Regions from separate parts of the Homo sapiens genome. Here region 2 is linked to region 1. A link is a contact called in ENCODE Hi-C data. All regions are on one chromosome and are shown on one strand. Each heading gives the region's core, a stretch centred on a gene start or an enhancer-like site at or near the end of the contact. The rest is flanking DNA. Distances are from core to core; before and after follow the strand shown.

What was found. A loop is a pair of places that touch in the nucleus more often than their neighbours do. Pooled maps may share reads with other maps.
Region 2: a loop to region 1 is called in a map of ascending aorta, with 7 times the contacts of the local background. The contact joins the promoter of FGFR1OP2 here to the promoter of RECQL in region 1. A Hi-C loop is called at or near these places in 2 of 168 maps with a recorded cell type or tissue (CD8-positive, alpha-beta T cell and ascending aorta) and 7 of 50 pooled maps.

Annotation. Positions count from the first base shown.
Region 1 is chr12:21,498,557-21,505,763 of GRCh38, forward strand. It overlaps RECQL (RecQ like helicase), which reads right to left and starts at 3,079. Exons shown (of 15, transcript NM_002907.4): 1 at 2,614-3,079; 2 at 999-1,059. The coding sequence starts at 1,014. It overlaps GOLT1B (golgi transport 1B), which reads left to right and starts at 3,233. Exons shown (of 5, transcript NM_016072.5): 1 at 3,233-3,392. The coding sequence starts at 3,368. RefSeq lists enhancers at 2,363-2,432, 2,453-2,502, 2,543-2,732, 2,873-2,932, 2,883-3,590 and 2 more.
Region 2 is chr12:26,934,362-26,941,568 of GRCh38, forward strand. FGFR1OP2 (FGFR1 oncogene partner 2) reads left to right here and starts at 4,109. Exons shown (of 7, transcript NM_015633.3): 1 at 4,109-4,349. INTS13 (integrator complex subunit 13) reads right to left here and starts at 3,620. Exons shown (of 17, transcript NM_018164.3): 1 at 3,435-3,620; 2 at 2,218-2,453; 3 at 195-269. The coding sequence starts at 2,442. RefSeq lists enhancers at 3,925-4,434, 4,163-4,212, 4,435-4,943 and a silencer at 4,473-4,542.

The sequences.
Region 1 (7,207 bases), core at 1,829-4,328:
AACAGGCAAAGAAGGCGATTACTATACTTGCTGGGGTAAGTGATCCTGACTATTAAGGGGAAATCAGATAGCTACTACACTATAGGGATAAGGAAGAGTATGTCTGGAAAGCAGAAGATCCTCTAGTGCACCTCTCAGTATTCCCTTACCTTGTGATTAAAGTTAATTGAAAACTATAATAACCAAATATAGGAAACTACTAAGGCAAGTAGTCCCCACCAAGCAAAGACCCATTACCAACTGAGAACCAAGGAATACAGAATGGGTAGTTGAAGAAGGCAGTTATAAAGTACAAACTATGATCACATGACCAATTGAAAAACAAGAACTGTAATAGCTATAAGTCTTTCTTGCTTTTTAAAATTTGTATATAAACCAAGTTTGGGTTTTTCCTTTTATTTGGTCCCTCTCCGATACATTACAGTATTACCAAGGAGGACATGATTCAGCAAGAAGAGAAATGAGCATCACCCAAAGACGAATAAAGATAATTTGTACCTGCTCTTTTGGGGAAGGGGTCAGTGTATACTCAGCAGTAAGAGAAATAGGCAAAAGCATGATTCCGCTATTGCCTTTATTTGGACACAAATAAGGTAAAAATTAGACACAAAAGGACAAATGTTATATGATTCCATTTATATGAGGTACCTAAAATAGTCAAGAAACAGAAAGTAGAATAGTGGCTATCAGGGATTAGGAGAAGAGAAGTAATGGAAAGTTACGGATTAATGAGTATAGAATTTTAGTCTGGATAGATGAAAAAGCTCTGGAGATGGATAGTGGTGACGACTGCACAACAGTCTAAATGCATTTAATGCCAATGAATTATTCACTTAATAATGGTTAGCATGGCAAAGTTTGTAATGTGTATTTTACTTCAATAAAAAAGCTGAAAAAAATCATTTCTATAATCAGAATTTTTAAAACAAACTTTTTCAAATATCATACAAACAGAAATAGAACAGAAGGAAGAAGAAAATGTAATCATTGCTACTAACCTGAAACGGACGCCATTCTTTTTCTTTCCAAATTTGTTTCTAAAATAATCCAAATTTCTTTCTAAAAATAAAAGCACAACAGTGACAACAAGTTTTTAAAAATAGTACTATTAATGATGTTCACTCAACAGTAATCTGTCATTCCTAAGCACGGAAAATGTTAGAAAGTAAATTATATATTGCAGTGACCTTTCAAATAAGAACCACATGGTTCTTTTGACACTAATTTTTTATGGAAAACTCTATATTTCAGCTTAATAACCCACAACACTCAGAACGACTAACTCTCTAGATTTCAGAGAAGTGTCCAAAGTCACATAAACGTATACATGACAAATACAGTAGCAATGACACTCAGCAAACATCCACAAGATACAAAGTGATGTAACAAAAAACAGCAAACATTCAACAGGTCTAGCACCAATTGCTATGTGACTAAATTACTATGTTAGGCAAAGTTGCATATGCTGTTCCTCCAAGCCTCTTTCCCTACCTGTAAAACTGGGAGGATGGCAATCTTATAAATAAGTTGGATAGATTCAAATGTACCAGATTAAGCAAAATACATCAACATAAATAATAAAATTAATCATCTAACATTTTATTGAGCCCTTGCGTTAAAGAATTACAATATAAGCCCAATCTTAAAAGAGAAACTGGTATTCTACAGAAAAGCTAGATTTTCTAAGTTAGAGGTGGGGGGAGGGGAAAATGGTTTGTAATGATTTCTAAGTATCTATGAATGACTAAAACCTAAGCATGCATATGGACAAGTGGAAAATGGGGCTGGAGAGTAGAAACTTTAAATTCCCCATAATCCTAAAAACACCTCTTCTATCTCTCTAATATGGACATTTTCTAAAACTAAGATGCTCTCCAAAAGTCACTTCTGCAACACCTATCCTTAGACTGCTGACCTTACGCCCTTTCTACACAGAATTCTGAAGCCACCACTAGGCCGGAAAGATAGGCTGACTCTTTTTTGCCTTGCTAAAGAATGTGGAATAACCACACCATTAAAAGAAGGCTAAATAGGAGAGTAAACCAAGGATTTCTAATTCTTGATCTATACAAACATCTCTTCACGTAATGAAAATGTAACATTCCTTCCATAGACTGTAAGGTCCTTTAGCAGGGCTGGGGTTCAATCTCTTCACCTTTGTATCCGCACAGCCCAGGAAAATGCCTTGATGTAGTGAGGGCTCAGGTTTGCTAAGGTAGCAGGGGCTGTTTCTACCCTTATGAAAAGACACAGTCTATATCCAATTCTCCCCCACGATTTTAAATGACTCCTTTGATTATGCGGTTAAAAGACTGCTCCTTCCCAAAATGATGTGATTTAACAGCAAAAGATATCTCAACATAAAATGTATCCAGAAATTGAACTACAGCAGGTCTGTCACTCAGCAGTATAAGCTAGGCATCCACAGGAAGAATGTTACAGGGTGACAGCCAGTCATCAATGTTGGAGGAAACGCCACTGAGATACCATAGGCTAAATCCTCTCTCTCCCCGCCACCTGCATTTAGAGGCAATAGTAATTTAATATTAATAACGCCCGCCCTTCCGCTACTGTGAAGCAGGGGGTGGAAGAAGCATCCCCAGTAGTATTTACCAACAAATGGCAGCTGCTAATAAACAGGCTTTGGTGGCCAATCCTCCTGCATGGAAAAGAATGGGGAGATCAGAAGACCGGTCAGCAGGCGAACGTGCCCCTAAAGGCCCGAGTTCTCAGAGCAGGGCAGTGATTAACTTTCCGGTTTCTCCTCCGCCAATGTGTGGGCGAAAGGAAGTGATCCGCTACAGACCGGCCTCGCCCTGCAGCAGGAAAGGGAAGGATGAAACAAAAAGCGCACACCCTTGACCCTTCAAAGCTGTAACAGTAGTTATCCCAGAGCCTCTCCCCACCGAGAAGCCCGGTCTAACTCTCCGGTGTTTGACTGTCCGGTGTCCGACTGTCCTGTGTCCGACTCTCCGATCTCCGACTCTCGGATCTCCGACACCAAAGCACCCAGGCCTCGAGCAGATCTTTCCGCTACTCGGGAGTAAAATCTTCCCGCCAGCCAGCTGAGAGCATCCACCCTTCCGGGTCGGTCCGTTCAGCCAATCACAGATAACTCCCTTCTCTAATTGGTCAAGGGGTGTGGTCACCATGCGCGTCACCGAACAACATTACGAGTTATTGGTTGAGATTGGAAGCAGGTTTCGCCAATAGGAAGCGCTCTTAAAGCGGCAGTGAGGGTGGCTGCGTGTTTCCGGAAGACGTGGCGGCTCTCGCCTGGGCTGTTTCCCGGCTTCATTTCTCCCGACTCAGCTTCCCACCCTGGGCTTTCCGAGGTGCTGTCGCCGCTGTCCCCACCACTGCAGCCATGATCTCCTTAACGGACACGCAGAGTAAGCACCTGCTCCGGGGCCCCCGCCTCGAGCCGCGCACACCCATCGCCCGGCTGGGTCTCGCCCCTCCGCCGGGGTCAATGAATGAAGCTCTGGGTTGGGGGCGGTGGCCTGCGAGACAGAGCTAGGGCTGCTGGGACCCTAAGGGGCTGCCTTCGGGATGCCGGGGCTAGACTTGGACTGGCGGACCTGACCTGGGAGAAGAGTCTGTGGGGCAGGGTGGGACGCCCTATGTTGGGAGGGGAGCTTTAGCCCAGAGTCTGTCTCATTCCAGGGTCGCGCTGATCTCCTCATCCCCAGTGAGATGGGCGCTTTGTTCTAGGGGCTTGCCACAAGAGAAAGTTTGCGTGGTGCCCGCGGCCCACTCTCGGGATCGTTTATGCGCATGACACACTTCGGGTCCTCTACAAGTCCCTGGCTGGCTGGTTATTTGGGAGGCGGTATTTTAAATGTCACCTACAGTAGGCTCTTTTTGAAAATGTCCTTACGCTTAAATGTGGCATTTTGAATATTCGCTTTTTGCCAGTACTGTAAGCAACCTTTTAGAAGTCTCTTGAAACATTCTCACTTTTCTACCTGCTAAAGTTTCAAGCAGTAGAGAAAAGCCACTTTGTGTGCCATTAAAGGATATATTTCGTTAGTATTGTATATTGTGCTTTGTGGCTTGTTTTATTATTTTAGCATCGCTCTCTGCCTGCCACAGAGTTCTCCAGGCCTATTTCATCTCTAAAGCTAGCATTGATATCGGTTTCCTTTTCTTTCATTATAATATTTCCACTTTCCTACTGCTTTTTGTTAATATTAATAATTTTTGTATTTATGTCTGCCCAAGCTCTGTACCTCATATTTTGATGTTCATAAGAGTCTCTTTTTGTCTCACTTTGCTTTATCTGCCACGCCTTTCATTTCACTCCAGTTAACTCAGATTTTCAATATTTTAAGACTTAAACAGTGAATTGAAGTGAAAAATAGAAGTTTATTTAAAATGCCCTATTTTAAAGTGGAGTCTTCTTGTGGAGATTCAAGTCATGGCAGACCAACTTCACAGAGCTTCTAAGGCCTCCTACACACACTGCCACCCCCCAATCAGGCTGTCTTCCCTCCTGAGGCTGGACTGGGGCTGCCTCTTGGGGCCACCTGCCCCAAGGTTGCCGCCCACTTTGGTCCATTGGCCTGGCCTGTTCTGATCAAAGAAAATAAAAGTGTAGTCTTGAGGGGATAGGAATCTAGTGTAATAATAATTACTGGCAATTATATAAAGGTATTTTCTTTCAGTTAACCATGTGCTTTCATGTGAATCATTATGCATAATTCTTATAAGAGCCCTGTAAGGCTCACAGAAGCATGCCCCTTTCATAAGTTAAATGAGGCACAAAAGAAATTGAGTGCATGGTCAAAGAAAAAGTGACAGAAACAAAACTTGATCCCAGGTGTGCTGGCTCAGAAACCTTTTGCACTGTACCCCACTATCACCTAAGAAGACTTGATATAAACTTTATTTGAGATCTGAGAATAATCTGTGCATAGAAATTATATTTTTGAAGACTTAATATAGTGATGAGTGCCTGCTTTATAAAAACAAGAGAGTGGGTTTGGACTATGGGCATTCTCCCTGAGAAGCATTCTCCTCACTTCATTAAATTTTGTGAGGGCAATGAAATTTTACTCTTTGCTGTTCACTTGTCACATGTTTTAGGTGAAACAGTGGATTGAAACATAAAACGATTAGTGAACCAAATGCATTTTGGATTTCAAATTGTGTTTGTGTGTGAGTGTGTTTAACTGCAGGGATTGGCCATCATTCAAGTGATTTGTCAGGATTATTCTGGGATTTTGGTTTTTAGAGAGTGGCCAAGCACTGCTCAGAGTAGAATAAATGGAAATTCATGATTATTTTAAGGCATTCTAGGACTTTCCTCACCGCCCCAAAAAAGACAAGACTTATTCAGAGGGGCGGAGGAGGGGCATGCTGCCTCTAAATCTTCATTTCATCACATTGTCTAAAAGCCTAGTGTGATAATTGCATTCTCCAGTACAGTTAATGTTCAATTGAATTCTTGCTTGACTTCTGTTTTTCAAAGGGTATGGTAAGAGAGACAATGCTGCTTTTAAAAAATTGTGAATAAGATATCAAAATGCTAACAGTGTTTGCCATTAGATTATGCGTGTCTTTCCTTATACAATTTCCACAGTATGCTCCTTATGTTAGACAGATTCGTTTTATTAAATTGTTTTTATATTTTTTTTAACTTGTGGACAGTTTTTTAAACATGTGGGAGGAGTGAAGGAAGATAAGTTTGTTTTACTGGATATGATTCCGATGGGAAGAAGGCAGCTCTATGCAAGGCTTTTGATAGCCAGAGGGCTTATGAATGCATACGGATAGGGAAAAGGGGGATCCTGGAGGTGAGAAAAAGGCACAATGAGGCCAATTTGAGACTTTTGACCAGTGTGGATCAGGAGCTACTTGGCAATGTCATTGCCAGTACCAGTTGTGGCAAAGATGTTTTGGGCAATGTCTCCCGCTGGACTGTACTGGATAAAGTAGTGGAATATTTTGGTTCCCATGTTGTAGTTGTAGGACCATTGTCTGTGGAGTGAGAAGACTGGTTGAATGCTGACTTCACAGACTGTTGTACCTGCCTCCATACCACCAGCACCCACACACACATTTTTGCTGCTTCTATGATCAAGAACAAGTTACTGAATTACCTCTAGGTCCATGGTTGCACATATGAACCATAGGACCAGTGCTACCTTTTACCTCACAATTTTGTTAAAGAAATTATAAAATTTTTGTATAAACACTTCATAACACGGTAAACCATACTCAGAGATTGGCCTTTTTGACCGCAGTTAATTTTTAATAGTTCTACTTGGCTATGTTAGATAACAAGCTAATATTAAACTTGAATCCCCTAAAAGATGCGTCCCCCAGAAGTTCAGAATACTCCAGTGTCCTTGAGTTTCATGTAACCAAACACCTTTAACCTAAAAAATAAAAATTCTGTGGGAAGAGGTATGGCATTAATGGTTAAGCACATGAGCTTTGGATTCAAAAGACCTTGGTTCGAATGCTTATCTAGAAGTGTGGCTTTAGGCAACTTAAGTCAACTCTCTAAACTTCAATTTCCTCCATCTTTAAAAAGATGTAATTATACCTGCATTCCAGTAGTATTGGAAGTATTAAGTTATATATAAGGTATGTGAAGCACTTCATAAGGCCTAATTCGTGGTAAATTCTCAGTACATAGTAGGTGTCTTTCCATATACCTTCCTTTCTAAAAACATCTCAGAATTTTTATGTAATCATCAAGGTTATTTGTGAAATGATAGAAATTAGTCATCTTCAACTAACAAAGCTGCCGATGTTTAATCCTAACTACTAAATAGTTATTTAATAGAATTTTACTTGCTCTTTTGTCCATATTTTCCTCTATGAAATTATGTCCACTATCCAAATAGTTAATTTGGTAAATTCTCTTAAGGCCTTTGATCATGAAAGTATCAGCCTCAAATTTTCATAGGAATGTGTGTTGAATTCACTTAACTGGTGTATTTATAGACCAGGTACCTGAATTATTTTAGACTAACTTTGGGAACAAAAGGTGTCTGCAATGGAAGACACTAGTTATCAGGAAATTGAGCAGGTGGGGAATGTAGAAAAAGCTAAAGTTGATAAAAGTTTTCAAGTTATCAGAACATTTTATATGACTTAAGAGTTTTTTAAGTAGCTGTGACCTAGATTTTAGCTTTCTGGAGCTGAGGCAAAAAAGTTAAGCAATAGATCAGAAATCAGTGATAGGGTATTTTAA
Region 2 (7,207 bases), core at 2,859-5,358, 5.4 Mb after region 1:
CTAAAAAATGGAAGTTTGCTTGGGGGTGCTGGGTGTAGGGAAAGCCTAGAATGGGGATAGCTGTTTTCATATGACTTGGCATTTTAACACTATATGCAAATCCTAGAGTGATTTAAAAAATTAGTCATTTTTTTAAAAAGTATTACCACATTTAGATAATTTACAAATGGCCACAGCTCAAAATCTAACCATACCTCCTGTAAATTTTGGTCTTCTTGAGTCCAAGAATTTAAAACATGTGCTCCAGAGTCACTCACAATAAAATTCACCTAATAGATTCCAAAGAAACAATTAGTATTCAACTCTAATTTCACTCAATCACCAACATATTTTCAAGTAATATGCAATTTGTAACACTGTTTCACTGATTCATTCATTCTTCTTTTTATAGTTACAGAATGTGTAGTATATGCCAGGTGCTATTGCTGGCACTGAGTACATGGGAATAGAGTGATGAATAAAAAAGTTCTGTCACTCACAATGTGGGGAAAGTCAGGGGAGGGGAGTCTACTAGGACAGAAGGCACTGCGGGAAGAATACAAACAAATAAATGAACAAGATAATTTCAGAGAGTGATAAACGCTATGAAAAATAAGTTAATTAGCTACTTTAGATTAGGTGGTTACAGAAGGACTCTCCATAGAAGTGGCAACTGAAGGCAATCCAAAACCAGCCACCGTAAAGTCAGGGATAGACAATCTGGGTACGGCAAATAACAAATGCAAAGGCATCTAAGCATATACCCTGGAAAGGGTGAAAGTCAGAGCAGGCAGTGGGAGAGGAGACAAACTCAGAGAAAGAGGCAGGAGCTGGATCATATAGGGCACCGAAAGCCAAAATAATGGATATGGTCTTTACGCTAAGTTTTAAAGTAAAATGCAAATTTGAAAATTTAAAATTACCTGCTATCAGGTAAGATAATGACAAAGAACATTTTGGAAAACTTATCAAATGATGATTCTGACCCATGTTCCTTTTTGGCTAGAGGGTTAGATTTCTTTCTTTACTCTGGACAACACGATCTAATCTATGATCTTTTTCCCTATATATCGATGAAATACCAGTTTTCCTTCCTCCCCCAAGAAGTTTGATAATTGGTCTTCTCTTCCAAGGCTTATCTGACAGGGATATATTTTACAAGTCACTTTACGTAGATTTATCTCTTTTAAAGCTTACATCGAGGAAGTAAGTGTTATACTTACACGGGAGGAAACTGAGGCTTGGAGAGATTAAGAAATATGATCAAAGTCACACAGCTAGTAGTTAACCACGCCAAGGTCTGAACCGAAGCCTGCGCTCCAAATCAGTTACATTCCCTCTCATTATATATTTTTATCACACACAGAATGCACACAAATTTTAAGAAGGGCTTATATTTTAATTTGGAATATATGTGAATGTATAATATCAGACTATGTTCACCTTTACTCTACTGCCCTACCTTCCTCAGTCTAAGAATTGGCTAGGTCCCAGCGCTTCGAGTAAGACAGAAAGCAAGTCTTCCACTTGTGGCTAAACAAATGACTTTCCCAAAATAAGACATTTAAGATACTGAAATCTAAGATTAAACTTTAATACCTGTAATTTCTGTCAATCATCCATTTCTCTTCTTACTGATAAACCATATCCACTTAGCATTCTTAAAAGTATTTCTTTCTAATATGGCCAAACAATACAGCAGTTTAGTATATATTTGCTAAAATTGCAAGCAGCTAGCCAGCTTAGGTTCAAATTCTGGCTCTGCCTCTACGTAACTATGTGACTCAGGACAAGTTTCTTCTCTTTACCTCAGTTTCCGGATCTGCAACAGGGAAGCAACAAACAAGACTGACAGTCAGCTGCTACATGCCAGCACAGTTTGACAGCAGCTCTCAATGGTCAGTCTGTGTTCTATACTGGTTGTTACATACTTTGAATATTGCTTCAATAACTACAGTTCCTACCTAACATGACTGTTATGAGAATTACGGAAATTAATAAATATGAAGCACTTTGAAATATGTCTGGCACATGTAAAGTGCTCAATAATTGTTAGCTGTTATTATTACTGGCCCCAATTAAATATCCATTATATATTAATCCCAAAGGGCAGCGTTATGTACCACATTTTTAAGTAATAAACACACAGTCATTATCTATAGCAAATTCATATAAAAATTCATTTATGCAGTTAAGTACATCCCCAAAATCATGATTTTGTTTGTACTTCACACTCACCAGCTTTTTGAAAGGAAATATATCATACATTATTCTACAATATTCCATGGAAGATTCTACTGAGCAAGTCCACAATGATTTAGATATGGGGGCCAAAGGAATGATTCCTTGGGTTCTATTCTTCACCAGCATATCAAACTCGACATGCTGCCTGCAAGATTCTGCCATATAAGGGCAGTGATCCACAACAAACACTGTTTTATGAGATTCAGAAAAAATCTTCATTTTGTTTTAACCTGTAAGGGGAAAAACATATTAGCCAAATATTTGTACATAACATCTTACATTTTTTCTAATTTTCTCAAGAAGATTGTCTTTCCCTCAAGAAGACTTGGTAGGGAACATGAATAATATGTTCAAAGAAATCTGTCCGACAAAGGACAGTTTAATGAGGTCATGACCAGAAAGCAAGGGTATCAATACACCATATTAGGCTGTCACTCTACCAGGCCCAGACAAAAATACCAGTGCATGCATTTTTGGTTTTGCTTTTAAAATGAACTTAAAATTGTCAGAGGGAAACATTTTGACATTTAATTGTATTTGATTCCCTTACATATACGAAACATAAGTGACAAAGACTCTTGAAATACAACTTTATGATCCTTGCTAATTGACATTAGTCACATATAAACCCCAAGCCAGCATTTTTGCACTTCCCTCCAAGAAAAACGTTTGAAGGGGGACTGGCGGGTAGGGGTGCGGAATTAACAGGAAAGAGGAGTGACAGCAAAAGAAAAGGCCAAAACAAAGATAAACATCTCCTAAGATAACCGCACATCAGGTCTTCGCCTTAGGATAAGGACCCCAACTTCACACTCTCCCCTTAGCTTTTGAAACATCACAGTAATTTACCAGGTAGAGCAGAAAAACTTAGTTGTTACCATCACACTGGTGTGTAGAAGGAAATTTAAAACTTTTAAAACTTTTTCTTATTAAAACAGAGCATACGGTACTCCCCTGCTTCGCTAACAAAATCTTATACTGAATAGACAATCCACATTCGAAAAGCACATGGCAAGCAAAGCCAAAGTGTTAAATCAAAACGAACTGATTTCTTACGATCCAGCTATTTTCACCTCTTGCTTTCAAGACGCATCTCCCCTTCATGCAAAACTCTCTTTGAGAAACCTTCTAGACCCACTTTGCTGGAGGGTGGGGGGTGGAAAATACAAGGTGAGTGGATAGGGAAGACCTCAGGATCGAGGTTCGCTTACTTTCGTGCCTGGTCCTGCAGTGAAAACGAACAGAGGCTATGGACCACAGCCTCTCTGGAAAAGGCTGCTGGCTGGGCGGGGAGAGTCAGCGCACAGTCGGGAGTGTCTGGTGCCACAGACAGGGGACTATGCTTTCCCCGATCATCTCCTAGCACACCGGTCCTTCCCAGGCTTCCTAAGAGCAGGAGCGCGCGTGCGCGTGCACACACACACACGCACTCGGGCTCGCGCGTGCGCACAGCGCTCTCCGATAGCCCGGCCAAGCCTCCCTTCCCCCTCGTAGGGCCAGGCGTCCCAGTCGCCGAACAGGAAGAGGGCGGGGCCAAGGAGGAAAAAAAAAGCCTCCACCCCTCGAGATTTTCCACCCGCTAATTTTCCCAGTCACCCATTGGGAAGCAGGATCTGGGCGACCTGAAAGCCTCCCCAACAGCGAAGTACCAACCACGGCCCCCTAAGCGTACGACCCACCCACCCGGTCTCCCCTTCTCTGTCTCTCCACCCAGGCCGGTTTCCCCTGGAAAAACTCGCGAGACTTTGCGAGAGGCCGAGCGAAAGCCTGGGAAGGGAGGAATAGGGAGGGACATAGAAGGGCCCCGCCCTGCCTTCTGGGGCAAAGCGGAGAGTGGTCGGTTCTGCCCCACAGTAACGCGAGGAAAGAAATCTCGCGAGGCTGGAGTTCTCCGGGAGCGCCGGTCGGAGGCGGTCGGCGGAGGTGTCTACCCCGCCGGTGATGGCGTTGAACGCCACTGGCTTCCCGGCCTTCCGTCCGCTGCCTCCGTCCGATTCTGCGTCTGCTTGCTGAGGAGGCGGATTAGGGGGGCGCGGAGTCTCTTCCCTTGAGTGCATAGGTCCCGGTTGGTAGAGGGTTTGAGTCCGCATCGCCACAGCTGAAGGCTGCGAGGGACTAAGAGCAGAGTAAGTGGACTAAATCCAGGGACGGGAGCAGGGGTGGGCGAGTCGGAGGCGTCCTTTGCCGGGGCAGTCCTTCGCCGGGGCCGGTGCCTTGCGCCTCTTGAACCACCGGCGCCCGGCCCTGTCCGCTTCCCGCCGCGGGCTCCCTGCTCCTGGGAGCCGGACTTCCTCTCCGCGCCCCCCGACTCCGAGCTCCTCTTAATGGAGATGCGGTGCGGAAAGTTCAATGAAAAGCCTTGGCTCTAACCCTGTGGACACACCTTCCGTATCTGCTTTCATCCTGCCTTACCCACCTGCGAGTTCACCACCGGACGGGGGACCCTTTCAGTCACCTGTTTGCAGCGTTTAATGAAGATAACTTGTTTCTTGAAACTGCTCTCCAAGGGGTATTACTCTTTTCTGGTTCTCTTCCTGCCTTTCTTCTCTATCCCATCTCTGATAATGGTTCCAGTATCTGTCCTGCTATCCGAACTAGAAAACCAGGAATCATCATTGGTTCTTCATTTCCACTTAACACTGCACTGTATTATTTTTTTTTTCGCCAGAATTAGTGCGGTTGCCCCCTCTGCCCCCCGCCCTCCACTGGTTTCCCTACTATAATCCTTCCATAGAGTTATTCTGAAATACATATTTATCTCTGTCCTTTCCTTAAACTTTTTAGTAACCGTATTGCTGACAGCATCAAATCCTAATTGTTAAGCACATCATCATTCAGGATCTTTTACAGTCTGCCCCAATCCATTTTACCTTTTAGTCCTGCTTTAATATCCTACCATACAAGACTATACTGGCTATTTCCCCAAACATGCCATGCGCTTTGACAGCTCTGTACTTTTGTACGTGCGGATGTCTAGGATGTTTACTGTTCCTCTATTTTACCACCTGTCAAAACCCAATTCATAAATCATTGTCTTCTCAGACTCCCCCAGGTGACATTGATACCGCTGTGCTCCCAACGCATTTGAAACTTTTCTTCTGCAGTATTTATTAGGTTGTATTATTTGTTTCTGTCTCTCCTGCCAATTTGAACCTGGGTCTGTCTGGAATCATGTCTTACTCATCTCTGAGAAAAAGTCCAGTACTTGGCACATAGCAAGCATTATTTATATATACATATGTATGTTTATTGAAATGGAATAGTTCTAAGGAATTCACCGTAAGAGTTCTTCATCCTTTAAAATCATAGAATTTTGGGCCAGAAGGAACTCTGTACATTAGCTTAAAGGTCCCGACCTATTTTGATTATGAGAAACCCTGTACTTCTAATACACATGCAATTGGACTTTTAGTAATTGTTGGTTGAAATTATGTATAATGACAGAAAACTACTATGCTTTTAAATGATTTTGTATTTTATTTTTACAGTATCTATTTATATTTGAGAAATGGAGCAGAAATGTTTTAGACTACAGACAGTGCTTGGAGTATGTGCATTCAGGCAACTCTTCTACTGACTCCTTAGCCTGTAGGTTAGAAATAACTGGTTTAGATTAGGTTAGTTCCTTCTTGAACTGTCACAACTCTTTGAACATATGTATGTGAAACTTATATTCAGCCACAATTCTAAGGGAACGTGTAATTTTAAAAAAATCCTCCAGTGTCATTACTTCCAAAATCTTTCTTCCAAGTTTAAAAATTAATTTTCTTCAGAAAGTGTCTTTATACAGTTCCAAACATGTATTCATTCCACTATTTTCAAGGACAGTGAAAATTTTCTTTGCTTTCACATACAGCGATGTGCCTTTATAAATGCTTATTTTTATATGTAATTTATATGCGTTCTTTCTTGCATTCATAAGATTATAAGTTTATATGAAAACCATAACTATACCTTTTGGTTTTTTTATTTCCATATGGGTCAGTTCATATTATGTACTAATTAATATTAGAGACACATACCTGAACATGAAAAAATTTAAACTAGATTGTTGACATTTAAAGACAGATCTGTGGTGTATCAGTAGCCACAATATTTCTGTGTAGATGTAGTGGTAGGAGTAGTGGATTTGCAGATAAGGGAAACAGAAGTGTCCAATCAGTAAACATTCATTGATCTTACAATTAATGTGATGCCTAATTAAAATGGTTGCTAGGCTTTTATTAATTACCTAGAAAATATTTGAAATTTTTTTCGTCTTTAATTTCTCTTACATTTCATTTATATTCCTATTTATTTTCTGAGGTTGGCTTGAAAATTTTGACTTGAATTTCCTTAAATTTTTCTTAACCAAAATCTAAAAGTAAACAGCTGGCAGTTGCTGTCTTGGGTGGGTGGTGGTTTCTCTTTTATCAGCAGCAGAATGTTCTAAGCCTTCTGCCAGGAGTCTGACTGCAAAAGTCTTTGGGTGGTAAAGTGGGCGAGAATGTGACTAATGCAGAAAAGAAAAAAAAATTTTTTAACTTGCTAAAAAAAAAAAGAGATTCACCTGTAATTTGGACCCGCCTATAGAAAATAATGTAAGTAAGTGTATTATGGCCAGTTAAGGTAGGCACTATAAAAATAGGCCGAAAAGTTTAGAATATTCCTTTTTTACTGTAGTCTGTTTTTTAAAATTTGAAACTTGTTAGAGAGTTTGGAAAACAGTCTTCTTCCTCCCACTCCACTTCCTGGCCAAAAAAGAGGGGAAGCACAATGGTCTTCAAAAAAGGTGATAAAGTAAATGCATATTATAAAATATTTTAAACTTTTGTGTGTGTGGTTTCACGTACAGGAAATGAACATGCAAATTCTTAGAAACTGTTGTCACTGTGTTTCTGAAATGCTAAAAAAAATTATGCTTTGAGCTACCTGCTGCTTATAATTCCTTTCCCTGAATAGGTAGGTTTTTATAGTTAACAAATTTTAAATGTAGTTGATTTTG